Linked DNA regions of Homo sapiens: all the other regions are linked to region 1. A link is a contact called in ENCODE Hi-C or POLR2A ChIA-PET data. All regions are on one chromosome and are shown on one strand. The core of a region is the stretch at or near the end of the contact, and the rest is flanking DNA. Distances in the headings are between cores, read along the strand shown.

Region 1 (5,896 bases), core at 1,677-4,176:
AGCAGACAGAGAAGCTGTGACACTAACACTGGTGTGCAATGACCCAGGAGTTGGGAGAAGTTGAAGAGAGGGCAGCCTATTTGAAGGGAAGCTAAGGACTGCGTTCTTCCCAGACACCCTCCCCTATAGATGTGACAGAGAGCAGTTGTCCCTGCTGAGGGATGTCACCCCTGCATGTGTCTAAACTAGGGGGCGCAAATGAAAGGGTCTTTAGAGGGCAGGTGGGAATGAAATCCCAGAGCTTTGGCTGTAATATTATGGTGCTCAGACAAAACATGACCCCAGGCATCATTTGTGGTCCCTAAAACCCTTCTGGAACCTATTTATCTGTTTGACCTGTTCTTCCTCTTGGGCTAACACGTTCCATATGTTTAAGTACCTGTTGTAAAGAGTAAATTAGTGGAGGGAGGGGAGACCTCTTTAAAACTATTGGGGGCTGGGTGCAGTGGCTCAGGCCTTTAATCCCAGCACTTTGGGAGGCCGAGGTGAGAGAATCGCTTGAGCCCAGAAGTTTGAGACCAGCCTGGGCAACATAGGGAGACCTTATCTCTATATGACAAAAAATACACACTATATTTTATTCACTATACACACAAAATACACACTATATTTTACTGATCACTTGCACATATTTTATTTCAGTATTTTTCAAGCTTTTGGATTGTGACTCACAGTAAGAAATGCAGTTAATATTGTCATCCATTACACACATACACTGAATTATGAGAAATTGACAATATCCCACCTTCTTGACCTATAAAATGGCAATTTTGTAGGGTTCAACCTATATATAATGCAAACAAACATTTTATGCAACAATATTTGCCCTTGCTTTTTGTGATACCCATTAATTTATTCTTTTAAATGTTGATTGTAGTATACTGAATTGATATCACTACCACTACCAGTAATGACTAGGTTACAATCAACTGCTTTATTTAATCTCCATAATTTTTCGGGCAGGAATAATCACTGCCTCCCATCCCCTTAAACATGCCAAGATGCTTTATCCCTAGGATGAGGTGACTTACTCCAGGTAACTCCTATTGCCTAACCACTGACCAATTACTCTGCCCTTTAGTCTTTATGTCATTAAATCTGCATTAAGAATTTCATGGAATAGGCCCGGCATGGTGGCTCATGCCTGTAATCCCAGCACCTTGGGAGACCGAGGTGGGAGGATCACTTGAGGTCAGCAGTTCGAGACCAGCCTGGACAACATGGCGAAACCCCATCTCTACTAAAAACACAAAATAACTAGCCAGGTGTGGTGGTGGGCACCTGTAATCCCAGCTATTTGGGAAGCTGAGGCAGCAGGAGAATCGCTTGAACTGGGGAGGCAGAGGTTGCAGTGAGTCGAGATCGTGCCAGTGCACTCCAGCCTGGGCGACAGAGCGAGACTCTGTCTCAAAAAAAAAAAAAAAAAAAACTCAGGGAATGGATAGCAGCATTGATGAATATTGCGTCTGGAGAGATCAGATCACTTGTCACTTGTTTCCAGGCACAGGGCTTACCAAGAGGCAGATTCCAGATTTAAATAATTCTGTAACAGCAAAGTCCAAGCTATTTTCACTGCTTTGGAGAAAAGACCCAGACCCAGAGCTTGAACCTCACTTTGCAGCACCCCAGTTCTAATCTTTTAAGTTTTTTTTTTTTTTTTTTTTTTTTTCTGCTGGGCACGGTGGTTCATGCCTATAATCCCAGCACTTTGGGAAGCCGAGGGGGAAGGATCGCTTGAGGCCAGGAGTTCGAAACCAGTCTGGGCAACATGGCAAAACCCCATCTCTACAAAAAATACAAAAATTAGGCCAGAGTGGTGGCGCGCACCTGTAGTTCCAGCTACGTGAGAGGCGGAGGTGGGAGAATCGCTTGAACCCGGGAGGCAGAGGTTGCAATGAGCTCAGATCCCGCCACTGCACTCCAGGTTGGGCGACAGAGCGATACCCTGTGTGAAACTTTTTTTTTTTTCTCCAACGGGCTTTCCAGAGAAGTGTGTGTATGTGCGTGTGTGTGCGCGAGCGTGCTTGCTTGGGCTTAAACTTTCTGTCGGGCCACACTTTCCCAAGTCTTTGCACTGGCTGTAGGGTGGGCTTTATCCTCGGGACGTCCTCCTCCCCAAGTCCAGCCTGCAGCTGGAAGTCTTCACTGATCTCCATCTCTCCTCCCTGATCTCCGTCTCTCCTCCCTGCCCGCCTCAGGACTGGGAGGCCGATCTCTCTCTCTCGCCCTCCCCTCCACCAGCCTTTTCCAGATGTATGTCTGCCAAAGACCCCCCAGTGCAGAGGATGATGAATGAAGATCCTCGAGCCAGCCCGGTGGGAAAGTTTCGTCGCCTACAAAAGCGAGGGAAAGGGAAGGGAAGTTGGGGGTAGGGGAAAAGTTAGAGCTGAGAGGCTGGGGCGCGACGAGTCTGGACACCGGGCGGGGACCCAAGCTCTCTCCGCTCAGCCAATAACTGTGCCTCCCTTAGGAAGGCGTGAGGAAATGCTCCAATCAATCCCTGCACTCCTCCCTTGGAATTTGGGCTGTATTTTTTTATTTACTGCAAACCCCACAATCCACCCAGGGGTTTCCCCAGTGTTTGCCTCCAGCGGTCCCGGTGCCCATTTACTAGTGCTGCTCCCTCTCTTCCGCAAGACTGCGCTCCAGTCCCAGCCTCCTTCTCCGCGGGTGCCTCCCAAACCGTTCTATCATTCTCGGGTTCAGGGAGGCGGAATCGTGCCTGCTCTCCGGTTCCTTTAAGAGGCGTCGGCTCCACCCCTCTCAGAGTCGCGGTCTGACGCGAGATGACAGCAACGAGTTCGGTATGTCTATGCAAATAAGCGCCCTCTTGTGGGCCAATGGGGAGCGGAGGTGCCGGAACCACGGACCAATGGGGCGGGGGCGCTGGGGCTCACCATATAAGGAGCGGCCTCGCCATAAAAGGAAACATTGTATCTCTTTATATGGGGGGAAGGGTCGGGGGATCCCTCCGCCGCCAGCGCGTGGTCCCGGCCCCCTCCACCCGCCGTCTCGGCCGCGGCCAGCAGCCCCTGCCCCCCGGGGGACGCTGACGGCCGCCCGGCGCGCCGCCCTAGCAGACGGACAGGGGGCGCTGCGCGCGGCCTGGGGCAACCCGGGCCACAGGGGCAGGAAAGTGAGGGCCCAGGTCGGCCCGGGCGTGCAGGGGCCCCGGGTTCGCAGCGGCGGCCGCGGCAGCGATAGCGGCACTAGCAGCAGCGGGAGTGCCGGGTTGAGCCGGGAAGCCGATGGCGGCGGCTGCGGCGGCTCCGATTCCTCGCTGACTGCCCGTCCGCCCTCCTGCATCGAGCGCCATGTTACCGACCCAAGCTGGGGCCGCGGCGGCTCTGGGCCGGGGCTCGGCCCTGGGGGGCAGCCTGAACCGGACCCCGACGGGGCGGCCGGGCGGCGGCGGCGGGACACGCGGGGCTAACGGGGGCCGGGTCCCCGGGAATGGCGCGGGGCTCGGGCCCGGCCGCCTGGAGCGGGAGGCTGCGGCAGCGGCGGCAACCACCCCGGCGCCCACCGCGGGGGCCCTCTACAGCGGCAGCGAGGGCGACTCGGAGTCGGGCGAGGAGGAGGAGCTGGGCGCCGAGCGGCGCGGCCTGAAGCGGAGCCTGAGCGAGATGGAGATCGGTATGGTGGTCGGTGGGCCCGAGGCGTCGGCAGCGGCCACCGGGGGCTACGGGCCGGTGAGCGGCGCGGTGAGCGGGGCCAAGCCGGGTAAGAAGACCCGGGGCCGCGTGAAGATCAAGATGGAGTTCATCGACAACAAGCTGCGGCGCTACACGACCTTCAGCAAGAGGAAGACGGGCATCATGAAGAAGGTACCAAGCCGGGGGGCTGGCCGGCCCCGGGGCCCGGTTGGGGTGGGGATGTGCAAAGGGAGCCCGGGAGGACCGCAGAGCCGAGGCGGAGGTGAGAGGCTGCGAGTCCGCAGGAGGTGTGTGGGAGGGGATGGCTCCTGCCCGGGGAGGGCCGAAGGGGAGGGGCCGCCGGGGAAATGTGGGGAGAGGGGAGATCCCGCGAACGCTCGCAACCGTGGGGAAAGGCGCAGAGGTGGGAGTGACCGGCGCCAGAGAGGAAGAGGGCCCTTGCTGAGTGAAGGGGTGAGGAGCGGTGATGGGAGGCTACGAGGCTGCCGGGGAGGTGGATAATGAGAACCCGGGATCAGTAGGTCCAGTGCACTCCGGTGTTCGGACGAGGGCGCCGGAAAAGCAGGGAGCAAACGAGAAGGTATGGAGGTGAGGAGGCTGGAGCTGCATGACAACAATGAGCGAACATGTGTGGGAGGAAGTGGGCACCACGAGAGTAGTGCTGGTTGGAAGGACAGGCAGGGTTAGGGACCAGGTAAGGGAGCGGGGCAGGAGAACTGGTGCTGCCCTGAGCAGCAGGAACCTAGTCCTGCGCCGGCCGTGAGTCTTCCATGGCATCCACTGGGAACCACATGCTCCTGGCAGGACCCGCTGCAGAATCTCCTGCCGTTAGGACAAGTGGGGTTTCCAGCCCTAGGGAGAATCTATGCTTGGATGGGGTTTGGGGGAAGTCAGGGAGGCTTGCAGAGGTACCTAGGAATTCCTCTTCTGCCAGCCAGTGAAAAGTGTTGAGGAAAGGAGTCATTTTGGGGTGTAGACGATAAGGGAAGAGATGAAAGCAGAGGAACTGGGAGACAAGGAGCTGGATCCTTGGGAACACTGGCTGGTGTTTATTTCTGTCCCATGTAGAAACCAGAGCTGCTTCCAAGGTGGTTTGCAGAACTTTGTTGGGAGAGTATGGCATCTATGGGGCCATCCTTGAAGGTCCCCTTCCTGGGCTCATGGCAGGATGTTTAGTGCTAATCTAGGTCTCGTCTCCCATCACTCCAGACACTGTTGTATCAGTGTCCCTTGTCACTTGATCATCAGTGGAGAAGATTGTGGGGGGAGGTAATTAAGGAAAACTCTCTTCTCTCCTTCCATAACCTTCTTCCCAAGACAAAGGAGTAAGGGCAGTAAAGTATTACAGGGCAAAAGGAGAAACTAGGCTGTGGCAACAAGTTGGAGCCTGTGCAGTTTCTGGAAAGAAACATGGGACAGTTGGAGCTTAAATGGTCCATTATCACTAATGTCTTGTACAAATTCCAGTGTGATAGGTAGGGATCCATCCTGGTCCCTGTGACAGTGAGAAGGGGTGAGGCTCTGGGACATTCCAGGCACTAAGCTGTGTTGGGGAGCAGCTAGCTGGGTCCTTCGTATCCCCTGAAGTTATATGTTCCATCACTGGGGGCTGTTACTGTTTGCTTGGGGTATCTTCAGGTCAATGGGGCTGCTCCTCAAAGGAGGAGCATGGGTAGTTTTGCTGCTTCCAGAGATCCTGATAGGACACCCTGCCCTCAGAGTCATTAGAGACGAAGGTCATTATGGGAATGGGGGAATGACATCACTGTATAATTCTTTTTCCAACTTCTCAAGGAAGGTAGAGATAAAAAGTTTGCTGACCTGCCCATCTCCCTCCTCACCCCTCAGGCCTATGAGCTGTCCACGCTGACAGGGACACAGGTGCTGTTGCTGGTGGCCAGTGAGACAGGCCATGTGTATACCTTTGCCACCCGAAAACTGCAGCCCATGATCACCAGTGAGACCGGCAAGGCACTGATTCAGACCTGCCTCAACTCGCCAGACTCTCCACCCCGTTCAGACCCCACAACAGACCAGAGAATGAGTGCCACTGGCTTTGAAGAGACAGATCTCACCTACCAGGTGTCGGAGTCTGACAGCAGTGGGGAGACCAAGGTGTGTTTGGGTTGCCTATGTGAGAGGAGGGAAGGGAGTGGGGTCCCTCTCCCTTTCTGGCCCAGGACAGGTGGATAGGTGCCCACCGATGTGGAGTGGAGCCGGATTAACGACCCTCGTCCTAG
Region 2 (5,896 bases), core at 1,259-3,758, 960 kb after region 1:
GGCATGATAATCCCAAAGACATAAATGGAGCAAAATAGGTTTTAAAGAATTCTTGCAACACTGAAGACTAGGAGCTAAGAAGAGTCTAAATAACCATGCTCAGTGCCCAACCACCTGAAAAGTGGACTCCAGGGAAATTTTGTTGTTGTTATCCACCCCGCCCCAAGGGAAACATTTTATCTTTAATATTCAGGAGCAATAATAAAATATTTTGGCCACTGTTCTTCAAGGATTCCACAAGGCACTTAATTCTCATGTCAGGCTTTCTGAAATGCTTGCCCTGGAAAGTGTCACTTGATGGCTCACACACTCCTTGAGGATTAGGTGCTGACCCTAATTAGGCACAGGCAGAAATAGTTCAGGAATCCACATGCTCAGATTCATAACTATACTTTTTGTAAAAAATAAAAACATATAAAAAATGCCTTCTGGCTGGACAAGGTGGCTCACGCCTGTAATCCCAGCACTTTGAGAGGCTGAGTTGCGTAGATCGATTGAGGTCAGGGGCTGGAGACCAGCCTGGGCAACATGGTGAAACCCTATCTCTACTAAAAATACAAAAATTAGCCAGGAGTGGTGGCTCGCGCCTGCAGTCCCAGCTACTCGGGAGGCTGAGGCATAAGAATTGCTAGATCCCAGGAGAAGCTGCAGTGAGCTGAGATCGCACTGCTGCACCCAGATCTCCCCAGCCTGGGCAAGAGAGACTGTCTCAAAAAAAAAAAAAAAAAAAAAAAAAAAGGCCTTCTAGTGATCCTCAGAAATCCAAAAACCAGACAACTATGGCTTCCACTTCCATTTTTCAGATATCCATTATAATACTATTTGACCTCAAAGTGAATTTTATTGTTCCACACAAGCAACAGATTACACCAATTTCACAACTCCCAGAATCCAAACCTACAAAGACCCTTCCCACCAAGCACTTTACCAAAAACGGGCTTCATCTCCATCTTCCTTTCTTTCACAGTTGAAAAACTGCCCTTCCTAATTAAGCCAACCAACTTCTTACCTCAATAAAATCCTTGTTTTTCAGTAGCACGTACAGTATTTCCAGTGATGAACAGTGAACTGTCTTTCGTCTCACACAGTAACCTCCGTGAAGAAGATCCACCTTGTTCTTTACTGTATATTCCTGGCATGCTAACTGCATCCTCAGACAATTTTAAGTGACTGAAAACTCAGGCAAAGAAAGGCAAGAGGGCAAATAGAAGGGCACAGGAGACAACGCTTTTCAAATTTTTCTCACTGCGACCTACAGAAACACACTGTAGAACACCTCCTAGTACACTCACACGTGTGTGTACACCTGAAGTGTCAAGAAACAATACCCTAAGTGCAACACCCTCTGATATTTTCTATTTCAAGTGGCCGTGATCTACTAAACTGATTTCCAACTCACCAATAGGATTCAGTTTGAAAAACACTGCAATAAATCAAACCTTACAGTTGCATTCCACAAGCTACTAATGAACTCTTGAAAATCCAGCATACAGCAGAGACGCTGACCAACTACAAGATCCAAACCCCCCAGGTGGGCAGTGTCCTTCTGTTCAGCAGTGGCAGTTCCCCACCACCACCAGCCCTGAGAGTTAATTATCTCCCAAACTCCCAGAGTTTCCCAAGTAGCCTGAGGTGTCTGTCATATGCCCTTTTAACCTCTTTATAAATTCAGTCCCGTCCGTCTCTTACGGTGGCAAAGTTCATTTATCGTCGGCTGTGGAAAGCAATACTTCCTTTTTGTCCCCTCCAGGAACCAGAAATTAAATGACCAGGTTGGTGCCCGTTGTGCCTTTATGATCTATTTGTGTGGGTGATATATAGAAAGAGTCTCAGTCTCTCCCTTCATCTTTCCAGTCTTAATCACTGGTAGATGCAGTCTCTGGTGAAATAAGAAACCAGGGAACCCCCTGGCCTGGGGGAGGGCGCACTCATCAGCGTTGACAGAGTGAAAGCAAAAACTCAATCCTCACACCACAGAGGCGTCTGGCTAACTCATCTCCAGACCTAAGTTGGGAAAGGGGAGGGGAGCGCGGAAAGCGGAGAAGCCGGAGGAGACGCTCCGGAGTGACCAGCGACGGCTGAACGCAGCCCGCCCTCCCCAAGTCGACGCCGCAACCCGGGGAAAGCAGGTGAGCGCCGGCCACGGACTTGGGGGTCGCAGAAGCAGCCCACGGAGAGCGGAAGGGAGGAGGATCCGGGTAAGGGGCCTCCCCTCCCCGTCGGGACCCCCCTCCCCGTCGGGACCCCCCCCTCCCCGTCGGGACCCCTCCCACTGACGCTCTGCCTCCCACTCTGGCCTCTCCTCACTCACCCCGGGGAGTGGGCCTCCCCTACTGCAGAGAAAGGAAGAGGAGAAGGAGGGAATGAGGACTTAACGCCCACCCCTGCCCCCCACCATACCGCTCTCGCCGCCCGGGAAAATCCCGCCGCGGGCCCCACCAGCCAAGCGCCGCCTTCGCCCCACGCGGCCTCTTCCTAGCGCCTGCGCGCCAGGCCCAGCCCGGCGGACGCGATCTGAGAGTGCGCGCGCACCTTGCGTGCGCCGGCGTGCGGGGCGGGACCTGCGGGGCTCCGCCCCCTCCCCCTCCCTCCCCCCGCTCCCCCTCCCCCATACACTGCCGCGGCCGCCGCAGGAGCCCGGAGCTCGAGCCGCCCAGCGACTCCCCCTCCCCCTCCCCCAGCCCCGCCCCGCCCCAACCCGGGGCTCCGAGCCGGAGCCGAGTCTGCGCCTGGGGGTGAGTACGCGACCCCTACCCAGCCCTCGCTCTTTTCTTCGAAGATCCCACCACCACCCAAAGAAAAAACCTGGACTCAGCTGCGCGTCCCCTCCCTTCAACCTCCTGCGGGACCCAGAGGTGCCCGGGCCCGCGGGACCCAGGGGTGGCGCGCGCTGCCCCCAACCCCGCACCATCCCGAGCCAAATGTGAGTCCTCCAACCCCTGCCGGAGGTCCAGATACGCGCCGCCGGCTCTCCCCAGCCCCGGGGAGATCCCAAAGGGTGGGACCCCCGCCCCCGGCCCCCGAGTGCCACTCTTCTCCCACCTGCCCGGTGCAGGTGCGCGTCCCCTGCGCGACCCTCGGGGGTGCCAGCTGCGCCCCGCCTGTCCGCCGCCGTTTGGGGAACTAGCCGCCCCCGCCCCCGAGTTTTGGACCCCGGGGTCGCCAAGTCCGATGCCTTCTGTGCCTTTTATTTTTTCTGCTGCTCCCGGGGGCGAGTACACCCGAAGCCGGTCCGGGGTAAGGGCTCGGGCTCGGGCAAGGGCAGGGTTCGCAGGTGCTGGCACGAGGCCGGCCGCTGCCCCCGGCTCTGGGGACTGACTGGTCGGCGGGCTGGAGAGGCGGCCGGCCCCGGGAGCGTGTCCTCTCCTTGCGCCCCACACAGTGCAGTTCATTCATGAGCCGCCCGGGCCTGCGTTGGAGGGTGCGGTGGGGAAAAGATTCAGACGCGAAACCGAGAGTGGGGCAAAGGCCCTGTTGTGGGGAGGGGGCGCCGCTTTGTCCCTCCTGGCTGTCTTGACCGCCTAAGGCGGACAGTCCCAAAGCTTGGCACCTTGTTCCCCAGAAAAGGAAAGGACGCTTGGGAAGTGGGGAGGAGAGGTCAGAGGGGCTGGCTGCCCTTGGGGCGCTGTGCTGCCCCCTGCCTGGGTCCCCTGGGCAGAGGTCTGGCCGCTCGGGGCAAGCCTGAGCACTCCACCGCCCTGGGGGGCTGGGGCTTGCCTACCCATTACCAGTCTGCAGCAGCCGGGGAGCAATGAGGCTGTGCCCAACACCTGCTGAAGAGGGGCCCATCCTGCCTCCCAGGCCAGGGTGAGGTGGGGAGTGGGAGTGTCAGCCAGGCTTCAAGTGGGGGTGTGCTGGCAGCGTGATTGTCCTCCAGGGCACCAGAGGGTCCAGGCCTTGGCATGCCCCAGGTGGCACATGCTGGGGCCTGCTGTTGGCTCACTCAGTGCAGTCTTGGCCTGTGGGTGGATGGGGACATGGCAAGGCAGAAGGCAGGCAGTGGGTAACTAAGAACCCCCTTGGACATCATTCAAGTTCTCTCCAAGTATAGCAGAGTCTTAGAGACCTGCGTTCAAATTCTAGCTCTACTATTCTTCAGCTGTGTGACCTTGACAAGTTACTTAACCTGTCTGAACCTCAGTTTTCATTAAAAAGTGTTTATGCCTATAATTCCAGCACTTTGGGAGACTGAGGCGGACAGATCACTTGAGGTCAGGAGTTCGAGACCAGCCTGGCCAACATGGTGAAACCCCATCGCTACTAAAAATACAAAAATTAGCCGGGCATGGTGGCACACACCTGTAATCCCAGCTACTCAGGAGGCTGAGGCAGGAGAATGGCTTAAACCTGGGAGGCGGAGGTTGCAGTGAGCCGAGATTGTGGCACTTCACTCCAGCCTGGGTGACAGAGCAAGACTGTCTCAAAAAAAAAAAAAAAAAGAAAGAAAAGAAAAAGAAAAAAAGTGTGGTTACTACCACCTCCTTACAAGTTTTATCATGGGAATCAAACAAGGTAACAGAAGTAAAGAGCTTGGCATCCTTCCTGGTAATTGATCAATAATGGGTTATCATCTCTGAACTTCTGACCCATAACTCTCCCATGCCTCCACCTCCCAGGCTACCACAGATGGATGGGGTATGTTCAAAGAGTGAGAATATTCCCTGTCACTCAGTGGCAGAGTCCCTAACACAGTGTAAACCCTTAGGTCTAAATAAGAAGCCCAACCTGACTGAGGGGCTCTGTTATATTTCTATCATGTTACATTCTGTGTTTTTATCTTATTTTTGTTTTTACCAATTTTCTTTCTCTAAACCAACCCCTTTTATTCCATACCTTATTAATAACAATAACTAATTCCTAGAGCCCATTATATGCCTTGAACTATATTAAGAGCTTTACATAAGTCATCTTGTTTAATCCCCAGAACAACAACACAACTGGATTATTGTCCCATTTTACAAATGAAGAAACTGAGGCCCAGGGTGACTAAGTAATTTTCCCAGGTTAGAAGCCTGGTCTGTCACATCCTAGAGTCTGTGCTTTTAACCACCAGACTATGGTGCCTGTCCCCTATGCCTGCCTCAGAACCTGAAATCACAAACCCAAGGCCTGAGTGGAGGGAAGCTACAAGCAAGAGGAAAGGCAAGCAGGTAGAAATAGGGTATGGCATTTCTCCAGTGTGGTAACTGACTGCCTCCGGCTCCCTGGTGGAAGTGGCTCTTGTTTGCAGATAACTCTGCAAAGTGCAGTGGTTAAGAGCATACACTCGAGCCAGGCAGCCTGGGTCCTTATCTGGGTCTACCACAGACTGGCTGTGTGACCTTGAGCAGCTCATATACTCTCTCTGTATCTCAGTGTCCTCCTGGGGTTGTGATGGGGAGCAAATGAGTTACATTTGTAAAGTGCTTAGAACAGTGCTTGGCACAAAAGAAGAGTTAAATAAACATTTAATACTATTATTTTACTACTTTTTTTTCTTTTTCTGTTTTTCTTTTTTCTTTCCTTTTTTTTTTTAGACACGGTCTCTGTCTGTCGCCCAGGATGGAGTGCAGTGGCATGATCTTGGTTCACTGCAGCCTGGAACTCCCTGGGCTCAGGTGATCTTCGCACCTCAGCTTCCGGAGTAGCTGGGACTACAGACATGCACCAGCATGCCCAGCTAAATTTTGGTGGTGGGGGGTATCTTTTGTAGAGACGGGGTTTTGCTATGTTGCCCAAGCTGGTCTCGAACTCCTGGGCTGACGTGATTCTCCCACCACAGCCTCCCAAAGTGCTGGGATTACAGGTGTGAGCCACCATGCCTGGCTTTTTTTTTTTTTTCCCCTCGAGACAAGGTTTTGCTCTCTTGCCCAGGCTGGAGTGCAGTGGCATGATCATGGCTGACTGCAGCCTCCAA
Region 3 (5,896 bases), core at 1,061-3,560, 900 kb after region 1:
TCAGAGGGGTCAAACAACTGGGGCCAGTTTAAGTTAGTACGTGACAAAGAGCTCTCAGCTACCTCCACCTGCACATTCCACAGACCAGTCCCCTTCAGTTCACTCCCACAGGGAGGTTCAAAACACCACCGACCCTATTCAGACATCCCTTTGCAAGGCCCTGTCACCTGTCTTGCCCAATGCCCACCTAGCCAGGAGAGCCAGGATGCACAGTGAGGAAGGTGGAATGAGGTGCCAACGTAGCCCATCCAGGGAAGGAAGACAGCCCCCCCCCCCCGGCCACCCACTTGCCAGTGGCCCAGGTGGCAGGCCAGCCACTTGCCAATCCCCTTCCTGATCAGGGATTCAGGAAGTGAAGAGAGTGCCCCTGGAAGTCAGGAGACACCTCCAAGATGAAGGCCCTGCCTGCCATAGCCTGACACAGCCTCCCTGTACTCCCTGGGTTGTCCCAGGACGCAGACTCTGTGCTTACCATACCACACCTTTGTCAGTGGTGTGGGCAGGGCCCAGCAGAGTCCTGGACACCCCAGGGAGTAGGAGCTGTGCAGGTAACATAGGAGGGGGTGAAAGGGAAATGAACTCCCTTGGGAGTTCCCCATCCCAGAGGAAATAAAAGTCAAAGCACTCCTTTGTTTTTTCTTCCCAAGCCCTTATAAGGGGCTTTATGGGGCTTGCCTAGGTTTGAGGTGCAGCAGAGGCAGGCGGGTGAGGGCCTCCAGGCTGAGAGATCCTGGGGCAAAAGTGAAACTATATGGTCATGAACACGGGCATGTTCTGAACTCTGTGAAACCCTAGCCCAGGACCTGGCTGACTGTACAATCCGTCACCCGGCACACCGTAACAGAAGACCCTACTACGCGCAGAGGACAGTACTATTGGGGTGGCAACTGAAAAGGGTCCTGGCTGGAGGCGGGGTTTGCTGGAGGGGTAACAGAGCGTGCGCGGAGTGGAGAGGGTACGGAGGCTCACCGCCCAGCATCCCCAACCCCGGCGCTCAGAAGAGCAGCGCGCTCCGGAGCTCGGCGCGCGCGATCAAAGCCGGCGCCGCACGCGCACGCGCGCCCGCAGCCGCTCCCCCGCCCGCGCCGCTCCGGCTCCCGCGCGCGCGCACTTGAGGCCTCCCTTGTGCGTCTCCTCCATTCGCTACGTGCAGAATGGTCCGTCGGCAGCAGCTGCAGCGCTGGGTGGGAGGGGGAGGAGGAGGGGAGGGGGAGGCGGCGCCCAGGTCTCGGGGAGGGGCCGCGGCGGCCCTGGAGATAGAGGGGTGGGGGCGAAGGGGTGGGCCCCCGCAGCGGGGAGGACAGAGGGAGAGTCCGGGTGGGCTCGATGCTCAGCCTTCCCCCTCCCCCGCTCCCGCTTCTTTCTGCGAGGCCATTACGGCCATCTCCCGGCCTGAGCCTCCTGGAACCAAGCCGACCAAGAGGGGTTTCCTCCGTGTTGTCTCGTCCCCAAAACCCAGAATCCAGACCCAAGAAAGAACCACTCCTGCTGACCCCTCCTCCCGCTACCCGTCCCAACCGCATTCCCAAGCTTTCGTGGAGGTGACCCAACAGCAAGCACTTCCCCACTCCGCCTTTCATGGGGTGGGGTCCCTAAGAGGTACTGCAGACTAACTCCTCTTTTCATCTCTTACCCCACCTGGAGGAAGAGGCATGGCCAGGATGGACACCAGAGCACATTTCCCAGCATTTCCAAGGGGAAAGGGCAGCATCTCAGCATGCAGACTCCAACATGGCCACAGAAAGGTCGAGTGGCGCAGAGGAGCAGGCTGCTGCCCAGGCCCCTAGGGCCACTTCCAAAGGAGTGTGACCACGACTAGGTTGCTGTGGACTCACTCGCATTACAGGGCTGCGCCCTATACACCTGTTTGTAAAGGGTCCTCCTAGAATGTAATGGTGAGGGACCACCAAGCGGTGGACCAAGAATTCCAAACAGACCAGCTCCCTGCCTTGCCAGGAAACCAGATGTGGCCCAGATGTCCATAGCAGTTCCTCCCACAGGGTGGGACACCAGCTATTCTGTGCAACCCCTCCCAACCCTTCTTCCAGGGTCAGGGAGGAAAGCTGGCAACCTCCGTTGTCCCTTCCCATTTGGGTTGCTAGAAGGGAGCAACTCACTCATCCTCCTCTTCCTGCCAAGAGCCACCTGGGCTTACCTCTCCAGCAGCCACCTAGGTTCAACCTGTGGTCTAACCTCAAGCCCTCTGCTGACAGGTTAAGTCAAGATCGCCGGGAAGGAAGGCGTCCAGTTTCATTACACACACAGACGTACACACACACCCGACACCGACCCACGCGCCTGGGCTCTGCACAGTGGCTAGACCCCAAAAAGCCGATTCTCCTGTTCCCTCCGTGGTGGCCTCAGTCTTTTGGCGGCGCCCTCTGCTGGCCACTAGGAAGTGCAGGAAAAAACAGTCTGCCCATAGACGCTTGGTGGATCTGGGAAAGGGGACAAGAGGCAGAGAAACAAGTGAAAAGTGGGAGCTGAGAGCAGCGCTGGGCTGGCCACAAACAAGCGAGGCATGGTGACGCCTTCCTGGAGGTGGGGAGTTTTGAGCCAGCTTTCCATGGGCCTAGGGAGACAAGCCGAGCTGGCAGATAGGGGCTCAGGACACCCCAGGAGTGGCCCTTCCTGTGTGCTGAGCCCTACCCCTGTCCTGGATGGCTCATACACCCACTAACTCATATGGCTGCTGTGCCCTGCTTGGGAGTCCTTCCTGTCAGCCTCTATTGGGGTGGTGGGTGGGGAGGAGCAGCCATGGAAACCCTGATCCTTCTAGTCATAGTCTGGCTCCCTGGGGCTGTGAGAGGTGTCCCCAAAGAGAAGCCTCCAATTGACAAACCTCTGCTCCACCCCACCCCACATACACAGAGGATGGCCCAAGCCCAGGTCCCTGGCATGGTGGGGCAGGGGCCTGAGTCACAGCCTGGCGTGACCCTGCCCAGTCCCCAGGAATGGCCAGCTCGTCCAGAGGTGAGACCCAGGTCAACAATCCATCAGTCTGCCTCCTGCCACCAGGTATCCTCCCCATCACGTCCTACACGTGGGGTGGGCCAGGACAGTGCTGGGCAGAGCTAGTGTTGGGCCTGTGCCTGGGGGCCACCAAGGGGGCCCGGAGAAAAGAATGGAGGGGTTTTCACTTCCTGAGCAGCAGGAGGAGCCAGCTGGGGTTAAAGACAGGAGGGACTGGTTGGGCCTACAGGCATTTGGAGTCTCTCCCTGCCTGCTGGGTGAGGGAGGCAGCAGGTGCCAAGAACTGCTAGCTTCTAGGACCTGACCCTCAAGTTGCTTCTCCTGCTGAGGGGCTTCTAGGGTCACCCTCAGGGCCTTGACATCTGCACACATCTGCACAGGCCCTTCACCAGGGACTTAACCTCCAAAGGCAGCTCCTGCTCCCAGCCTTCACAGGCCCCCCTAGGGCCCAAGTCCCCAGACCCAACCTCAGTCTGCAAGCTGGCCAAGTCAGAGGTCCTGGCTGCCTGGACCACTCCCAAGCAGTAAATGGCACTGTGGGCTTCCTCCATCCTGTCTTCCCCGCCCCACTTCATTGATTCACTGACTTCCAACTTACTGGTCAGGCCCCCTTCCAGACCCTGCCTGGATGAAGAGGACTCCCAGAAGCAGTGATTGAAGGCCTAGGAGGATACAGAGAGCCAGGTGCTTTAATTGGAGGTAATTAGTTAATTTACTCTGAAAGCAATGGGGCAGGGCGGGGACAGGGGGAGGAGAGGGGAGGGGAGGAGGTAGGGGGCTGTGACCTAACTGGGCTCAAACTCTCAAACTCTGGTCAGCCTCCTTCTGGACCACAGCAAACCTGTGTGTACCCACCCACTTAGGAGACCCTCTCCTGGGCCCCAGGTCAGAGCAAGACCCAAAGTGGACTAGGGTGGCTCTGCAGAAAAAGCAGGTGCCCTGGGGTGGTGGGAACAGGCCTTTTGAGGTTAGGGAGGTGTGGACTGGCATGAGGGAATTGGAGAGGTGCAAGGAGCTCTGGGATGGGAACTGGTCCCTCTCCTGTCACGTATAATTCCATCCCTCCCAAGGTCATTGCTGTCACCCAAGTTAGGGGCCCAGCCCCCTCCTTTGGTCAGTGAAGTCCCAGGGCAGCCCATTTTAAATACAACGGGGCCTGAAGGCTAACTTCTGGCCTTCCTGCTTCGGGAAATCATTCCAATAACCGGGAAAAAAGGGGGCCCGAGGACAGAGCCCCTGCCGGGCCCCAGGGGGAGTGTCGTCGGCTCCTTTGCGTCGCCGGCCGGCGGCGTGGCGGGGACTCTGGCCGGCAGCCTCCCGCGCCGTCCGGAGCAGCTGACCCGCTGGCGGTGGGCCAGGTCGCGGCGGGGCCTGGAGGCAGCAACGTGCGGCGCGGCATGTCGCGGGCGCCGCGGCAGGGAAATGTGGGGGCGGGCCGGCGCGCCCCCTCCCCCCCGCCTACGCTGGCCCATTCATAAAACCTGCAGGCGCTGCCCGGCCTGGCAGCCTTGGTCTCCTAATTGCAAACTCATTAAGGAGTTTGCATCTCATTTGCATGGAAATCATTTCCTGGCCCTAAACAGAGAAACTTCCCGCCCCTCCACCAGCCCCTCTCTGCCCTGCTTTACCCATGCACAGTCTGGGAGAGGAGAGGGGGCATATCTCTGACCTGCGCCCCTTCCCTGGCCTCACCACCACCCTCCCACTTTAGGAGTTGGGGAAGGGATTGGCAGAACACCCACCCAGCCAGGAGCCCTGCCTGTGCCCCAGGTGAGCCGGCCCTGCCCTAGTGGGTCCAACTGAGGGGAGGTGCCTGCCAAGTCATTTGCCCCCCGGCCTGGCCGTGCCCAGGGAAGGGAGGAGGCGGTCGGCAGTTGGCCCCAGCAGCTGGTTGTACCTGGCAGGAGGTGGGTGAGGCTTTTCGTGCCCAGCCTCACGTACGTGCCCTGCCATAGGCCGTGCCCCCACCCCCACACCCCTCACCCCACAGAACAAGCGCCTAGTGACTGCAGAAACAGACACCCAGTCATGGCACACAAAGGCACCCACACCAGGCCAGCCATCATGGCTGCCCCCCTGGCAGCCACCCTGGAGGGCAGACAGATGCCTTCACAAGCCATTTTGTCTTTCTCCAGCTTGGTGCCAGGACTGGGGGTGGGGGAAAGGGTTTCTCCTGAGACTTCTCTGAGTAAGGGGGCCCACAGAGGGGTTTCCTTATGTACCCCAGCTGTGGCCTCTTGCCCCCTCTCTCCTGTAACCCATGTTTACAGAGGCCTCCAAGTGCTCTACCCTGCATGGGGACCTGCCCAGGCGAGGGGGTCACAGGAGCCTCCAACCCAGGAGGGGAAGTGAGAGATAAAGCCCCTAAGGAAGGGACACCTAAGTGCCTCCCCAACCAGGGTCTGTCCTTCGTGTCCCAAGTGTGTGTAGTGGAGGGAGTGCTCCCCAGTTTCCTGGGGGTTGAGGTGGGGCGGTATTCTAAACCTTTGGAAATGGAATAGAACTACCTAAAGTATATGAAATTAGATACTACTTGGGACACTATGTCTTGGTTCTGTATGTCCTGGGACAGTGTAAAAAGTGATCACAAAATTTTCAACATCACAGTCTAAAATAAAAACCTGCCTCTTGTCTGCCTCCTCAGACATAAACCTGCTTACGCTTCCCATCTGCCCACACTCCCACCTGCTGTATCTGAAGTTTCTCCCTTCCTTTGCTAGGGCATAAAGGGGTGGGCAAGGATGTTCTGGAACACTGACCACACATCCGTCCTGAGTATGGCTGGACTGACCCTACCCTCCCAGCTCCTGGAGCAGTTGGGTTCCAAGTGCCATATGTGTGCGTGGTTCAGGGGTACTGGAAGAAAGTTTTAGAATGCCTATTTATTTTTCATCGAATCCTTTTTTCATTTAGTGTGAGTGTG
Region 4 (5,896 bases), core at 2,267-4,766, 600 kb after region 1:
AGAGAGAGAGAGAGAGACAGAGATTGACCCACAGTCAGGGTCAGGGAATTGAGGGGAACCAACCCAATTCTCTCTCCTTCAATTCACCAGGTTTGTATCCTGCCCTTCCTGCAGATCAGTGTCCTGCTAGTCACCTGGGGGTCAGGGGATGGAGTGAAGGACAAGACCTCCTTCCATTGCAGTGAAGCCACTTGGAGAAATGTGTGGAAAACAGCAAGACCCAGTGACTCTCTCCTCACCTTCTTTCCAATCTCAGGAGAGATTTTGTCCCTTCATCCACCGGCTTCTAGATTAACCACCCACACCCACACAGGCGAGAGTTTCCCTGAATATTGGAGGTGACAGGACATCAGGACAAAGTACAACTATTGTGCCTTGGCCCAATCACTACTTTCTTTGTCTGGGGCCGCCGCTGGCTCCTGGCTGCCTTTCGCACTTTTCTCCACCCCCACCCCTTTCTCCCCTTCCCCCTCACCTGGAACACCTTCCCCTTCCTCCTTGGCTCCTTCTGAACTGCCTTCAGAGCCACAGACTGTGGGGAGTGGCCACTGCGCTCCCAAGGTGAGGCCCTCCAAGCGGGGCCGAGTTTGCCCCTCAACTGGGAGCCAGCATGACCTCTGTGTGGGCTGCTCTCTGCTTCACTGCCCCTTCCCCCAATCTGCTAGGTGACCCTGGGCCCCTTTGTGCCCTCTCTGGGCCTTCGGAGGATTCTTTGGGGAGACAGTCTGCTCTGACGCCCCTTCCCCTGCAGCAAGCAGCCTGGGGAGGGAGGTGAGGATAAGTGAAGTCAAGTTGTTCAGGGGGCTAAGCCCATGGAAGGGAAGATGCCACAGAGATACATGTGGTCTTGTGATTGTTGTTTTGTGCTTTTTCCCCTTTTTTGAAAGCTCAGGTGACTAGGTGACTTGAGCTTTTAATTTGGTGACAATGTGGGCACTGGCTGAGTCCTTAAGAGTACATTGTTGTAAATGCCGGTGACAACACACTGGGGCATGGGATCCAGAGTTAACCCCTCCAGGTCACAGCCAGGTTATATCTCCACAATGAAGGGGGGAGGTGGGCCATACTTTCTCGCCCTAATGAAGGTAGCTCAAAAACCCCTAGGCCAGGTTGTAATCCTAGCCTTATATAAAAGGAATTCTGTGCCCTCACTCCCCTGGATCCCTGGGCAAAGCCCCAGAGGGAAACACAAACAGGTTGTTGTAACACACCTTGCTGGGTACCACCATGGAGGACAGTTGGCTTATGGGGGTGGGGGGTGCCTGGGGCCACGGAGTGACTGGTGATGGCTATCCCTCCTTGGAACCCCTCCAGCCTCCTCTTAGCTTCAGATTTGTTTATTTGTTTTTTACTAAGACCTGCTCTTTCAGGTCTGTTGGCTCTTTTAGGGGCTGAAGAAGGCCGAGTTGAGAAGGGATGCAAGGGAGGGGGCCAGAATGAGCCCTTAGGGCTCAGAGCCTCCATCCTGCCCCAAGATGTCTACAGCTTGTGCTCCTGGGGTGCTAGAGGCGCACAAGGAGGAAAGTTAGTGGCTTCCCTTCCATATCCCGTTCATCAGCCTAGAGCATGGAGCCCAGGTGAGGAGGCCTGCCTGGGAGGGGGCCCTGAGCCAGGAAATAAACATTTACTAACTGTACAAAGACCTTGTCCCTGCTGCTGGGGAGCCTGCCAAGTGGTGGAGACAGGACTAGTGCACGAATGATGGAAAGGGAGGGTTGGGGTGGGTGGGAGCCAGCCCTTTTCCTCATAAGGGCCTTAGGACACCATACCGATGGAACTGGGGGTACTGGGGAGGTAACCTAGCACCTCCACCAAACCACAGCAACATGTGCTGAGGATGGGGCTGACTAGGTAAGCTCCCTGGAGCGTTTTGGTTAAATTGAGGGAAATTGCTGCATTCCCATTCTCAGTCCATGCCTCCACAGAGGCTATGCCAGCTGTAGGCCAGACCCTGGCAAGATCTGGGTGGATAATCAGACTGACTGGTCCCACTCTTCCCACAGGCCTCAGAGCCCCAACTTTGTTCCCTGGGGCAGCCTGGAAATAGCCAGGTCAGAAACCAGCTAGGAATTTTTCCAAGCTGCTTCCTATATGCAAGAATGGGATGGGGCCTTTGGGAGCACTTAGGGAAGATGTGGAGAGTTGGAGGAAAAGGGGGCTTGGAGGTAAGGGAGGGGACTGGGGGAAGGATAGGGGAGAAGCTGTGAGCCTGGAGAAGTAGCCAAGGGATCCTGAGGGAATGGGGGAGCTGAGACGAAACCCCCATTTCTATTCAGAAGATGAGCTATGAGTCTGGGCTTGGGCTGATAGAAGCCTTGGCCCCTGGCCTGGTGGGAGCTCTGGGCAGCTGGCCTACAGACGTTCCTTAGTGCTGGCGGGTAGGTTTGAATCATCACGCAGGCCCTGGCCTCCACCCGCCCCCACCAGCCCCCTGGCCTCAGTTCCCTGGCAACATCTGGGGTTGGGGGGGCAGCAGGAACAAGGGCCTCTGTCTGCCCAGCTGCCTCCCCCTTTGGGTTTTGCCAGACTCCACAGTGCATACGTGGGCTCCAACAGGTCCTCTTCCCTCCCAGTCACTGACTAACCCCGGAACCACACAGCTTCCCGTTCTCAGCTCCACAAACTTGGTGCCAAATTCTTCTCCCCTGGGAAGCATCCCTGGACACTTCCCAAAGGACCCCAGTCACTCCAGCCTGTTGGCTGCCGCTCACTTTGATGTCTGCAGGCCAGATGAGGGCTCCAGATGGCACATTGTCAGAGGGACACACTGTGGCCCCTGTGCCCAGCCCTGGGCTCTCTGTACATGAAGCAACTCCAGTCCCAAATATGTAGCTGTTTGGGAGGTCAGAAATAGGGGGTCCAGGAGCAAACTCCCCCCACCCCCTTTCCAAAGCCCATTCCCTCTTTAGCCAGAGCCGGGGTGTGCAGACGGCAGTCACTAGGGGGCGCTCGGCCACCACAGGGAAGCTGGGTGAATGGAGCGAGCAGCGTCTTCGAGAGTGAGGACGTGTGTGTCTGTGTGGGTGAGTGAGTGTGTGCGTGTGGGGTTGAGGGCGTTGGAGCGGGGAGAAGGCCAGGGGTCACTCCAGGATTCCAATAGATCTGTGTGTCCCTCTCCCCACCCGTCCCTGTCCGGCTCTCCGCCTTCCCCTGCCCCCTTCAATATTCCTAGCAAAGAGGGAACGGCTCTCAGGCCCTGTCCGCACGTAACCTCACTTTCCTGCTCCCTCCTCGCCAATGCCCCGCGGGCGCGTGTCTCTGGACAGAGTTTCCGGGGGCGGATGGGTAATTTTCAGGCTGTGAACCTTGGTGGGGGTCGAGCTTCCCCTTCATTGCGGCGGGCTGCGGGCCAGGCTTCACTGAGCGTCCGCAGAGCCCGGGCCCGAGCCGCGTGTGGAAGGGCTGAGGCTCGCCTGTCCCCGCCCCCCGGGGCGGGCCGGGGGCGGGGTCCCGGCGGGGCGGAGCCATGCGCCCCCCCCTTTTTTTTTTAAAAGTCGGCTGGTAGCGGGGAGGATCGCGGAGGCTTGGGGCAGCCGGGTAGCTCGGAGGTCGTGGCGCTGGGGGCTAGCACCAGCGCTCTGTCGGGAGGCGCAGCGGTTAGGTGGACCGGTCAGCGGACTCACCGGCCAGGGCGCTCGGTGCTGGAATTTGATATTCATTGATCCGGGTTTTATCCCTCTTCTTTTTTCTTAAACATTTTTTTTTAAAACTGTATTGTTTCTCGTTTTAATTTATTTTTGCTTGCCATTCCCCACTTGAATCGGGCCGACGGCTTGGGGAGATTGCTCTACTTCCCCAAATCACTGTGGATTTTGGAAACCAGCAGAAAGAGGAAAGAGGTAGCAAGAGCTCCAGAGAGAAGTCGAGGAAGAGAGAGACGGGGTCAGAGAGAGCGCGCGGGCGTGCGAGCAGCGAAAGCGACAGGGGCAAAGTGAGTGACCTGCTTTTGGGGGTGACCGCCGGAGCGCGGCGTGAGCCCTCCCCCTTGGGATCCCGCAGCTGACCAGTCGCGCTGACGGACAGACAGACAGACACCGCCCCCAGCCCCAGCTACCACCTCCTCCCCGGCCGGCGGCGGACAGTGGACGCGGCGGCGAGCCGCGGGCAGGGGCCGGAGCCCGCGCCCGGAGGCGGGGTGGAGGGGGTCGGGGCTCGCGGCGTCGCACTGAAACTTTTCGTCCAACTTCTGGGCTGTTCTCGCTTCGGAGGAGCCGTGGTCCGCGCGGGGGAAGCCGAGCCGAGCGGAGCCGCGAGAAGTGCTAGCTCGGGCCGGGAGGAGCCGCAGCCGGAGGAGGGGGAGGAGGAAGAAGAGAAGGAAGAGGAGAGGGGGCCGCAGTGGCGACTCGGCGCTCGGAAGCCGGGCTCATGGACGGGTGAGGCGGCGGTGTGCGCAGACAGTGCTCCAGCCGCGCGCGCTCCCCAGGCCCTGGCCCGGGCCTCGGGCCGGGGAGGAAGAGTAGCTCGCCGAGGCGCCGAGGAGAGCGGGCCGCCCCACAGCCCGAGCCGGAGAGGGAGCGCGAGCCGCGCCGGCCCCGGTCGGGCCTCCGAAACCATGAACTTTCTGCTGTCTTGGGTGCATTGGAGCCTTGCCTTGCTGCTCTACCTCCACCATGCCAAGGTAAGCGGTCGTGCCCTGCTGGCGCCGCGGGCCGCTGCGAGCGCCTCTCCCGGCTGGGGACGTGCGTGCGAGCGCGCGCGTGGGGGCTCCGTGCCCCACGCGGGTCCATGGGCACCAGGCGTGCGGCGTCCCCCTCTGTCGTCTTAGGTGCAGGGGGAGGGGGCGCGCGCGCTAGGTGGGAGGGTACCCGGAGAGAGGCTCACCGCCCACGCGGGCCCTGCCCACCCACCGGAGTCACCGCACGTACGATCTGGGCCGACCAGCCGAGGGCGGGAGCCGGAGGAGGAGGCCGAGGGGGCTGGGCTTGCGTTGCCGCTGCCGGCTGAAGTTTGCTCCCGGCCGCTGGTCCCGGACGAACTGGAAGTCTGAGCAGCGGGGGCGGGAGCCAGAGACCAGTGGGCAGGGGGTGCTCGGACCTTGGACCGCGGGAGGGCAGAGAGCGTGGAGGGGGCAGGGCGCAGGAGGGAGAGGGGGCTTGCTGTCACTGCCACTCGGTCTCTTCAGCCCTCGCCGCGAGTTTGGGAAAAGTTTTGGGGTGGATTGCTGCGGGGACCCCCCCTCCCTGCTGGGCCACCTGCGCCGCGCCAACCCCGCCCGTCCCCGCTCGCGTCCCGCTCGGTGCCCGCCCTCCCCCGCCCGGCCGGGTGCGCGCGGCGCGGAGCCGATTACATCAGCCCGGGCCTGGCCGGCCGCGTGTTCCCGGAGCCTCGGCTGCCCGAATGGGGAGCCCAGAGTGGCGAGCGGCACCCCTCCCCCCGCCAGCCCTCCGCGGGAAGGTGACCTCTCGAGGTAGCCCCAGCCCGGGGATCCAGAGAACCATCCCTACCCCTTCCTACTGTCTCCAGACCCTACCTCTGCCCAGTGCTAGGAGGAATTTCCTGACGCCCCTTCTCTTCACCCATTTCCTTTTTAGCCTGGAGAGAAGCCCCTGTCACCCCGCTTATTTTCATTTCTCTCTGCGGAGAAGATCCATCTAACCCCTTTCTGGCCCCAGAGTCCAGGGAAAGGATGATCACTGTCAGAAGTCGTGGCGCGGGAGCCCACTGGGCGCTTTGTCACATTCCACCGAAAGTCCCGACTTGGTGACAGTGTGCTTCCCTTCCCTCGCCAACAGTTCCGAGTGAGCTGTGCTTTAGCTCTCGTGGGGGTGGGTCAAGGGAGGATTTGAAGAGTCATTGCCCCACTTTACCCTTTTGGAGAAATGGCTTGAAATTTGCTGTGACACGGGCAGCATGGGAATAGTCCTTCCTGAACCCTGGAAAGGAGCTCCTGCCAGCC

What was found. A loop is a pair of places that touch in the nucleus more often than their neighbours do. ChIA-PET counts read pairs that join two places held with the same protein, here RNA polymerase II (POLR2A). Pooled maps may share reads with other maps.
Region 2: a loop to region 1 is called in a map of sigmoid colon, with 6 times the contacts of the local background. The contact joins the promoter of MRPL14 here to the promoter of SRF in region 1. A Hi-C loop is called at or near these places in 1 of 168 maps with a recorded cell type or tissue (sigmoid colon), 3 of 37 single-sample maps with no recorded cell type and 8 of 50 pooled maps. POLR2A ChIA-PET finds 5 or more read pairs at or near these places in 2 of 52 experiments (A673 and OCI-LY7).
Region 3: a loop to region 1 is called in a pooled map, with 21 times the contacts of the local background. The contact joins the promoter of SCIRT here to the promoter of SRF in region 1. A Hi-C loop is called at or near these places in 3 of 37 single-sample maps with no recorded cell type and 7 of 50 pooled maps.
Region 4: a map of sigmoid colon shows a loop between it and region 1 (7-fold over the local background). The contact joins the promoter of VEGFA here to the promoter of SRF in region 1. A Hi-C loop is called at or near these places in 2 of 168 maps with a recorded cell type or tissue (naive thymus-derived CD4-positive, alpha-beta T cell and sigmoid colon), 5 of 37 single-sample maps with no recorded cell type and 13 of 50 pooled maps.

Annotation. Positions count from the first base shown.
Region 1 is chr6:43,168,343-43,174,238 of GRCh38, forward strand. It overlaps SRF (serum response factor), which reads left to right and starts at 2,927. Exons shown (of 7, transcript NM_003131.4): 1 at 2,927-3,827; 2 at 5,505-5,771. The coding sequence starts at 3,315. RefSeq lists enhancers at 2,131-2,860, 3,887-4,855, 4,146-4,355 and a silencer at 2,836-3,415.
Region 2 is chr6:44,124,944-44,130,839 of GRCh38, forward strand. MRPL14 (mitochondrial ribosomal protein L14) reads right to left here and starts at 2,509. Exons shown (of 3, transcript NM_032111.4): 1 at 2,401-2,509. TMEM63B (transmembrane protein 63B) reads left to right here and starts at 2,611. Exons shown (of 24, transcript NM_018426.3): 1 at 2,611-2,735. RefSeq lists silencers at 2,242-2,301, 2,332-2,381, 2,402-2,801, 2,842-2,951, 3,132-3,291.
Region 3 is chr6:44,072,342-44,078,237 of GRCh38, forward strand. SCIRT (stem cell inhibitory RNA transcript) reads right to left here and starts at 2,311. Exons shown (of 5, transcript NR_125864.1): 1 at 2,156-2,311. RefSeq lists enhancers at 722-781, 822-921, 1,942-2,201, 3,322-3,391 and silencers at 1,002-1,081, 1,172-1,431.
Region 4 is chr6:43,766,695-43,772,590 of GRCh38, forward strand. It overlaps VEGFA (vascular endothelial growth factor A), which reads left to right and starts at 3,517. Exons shown (of 8, transcript NM_003376.6): 1 at 3,517-4,618. The coding sequence starts at 4,013. RefSeq lists silencers at 3,330-3,579, 3,957-4,896, 4,967-5,486 and enhancers at 3,942-4,707, 4,708-5,473, 5,474-5,896.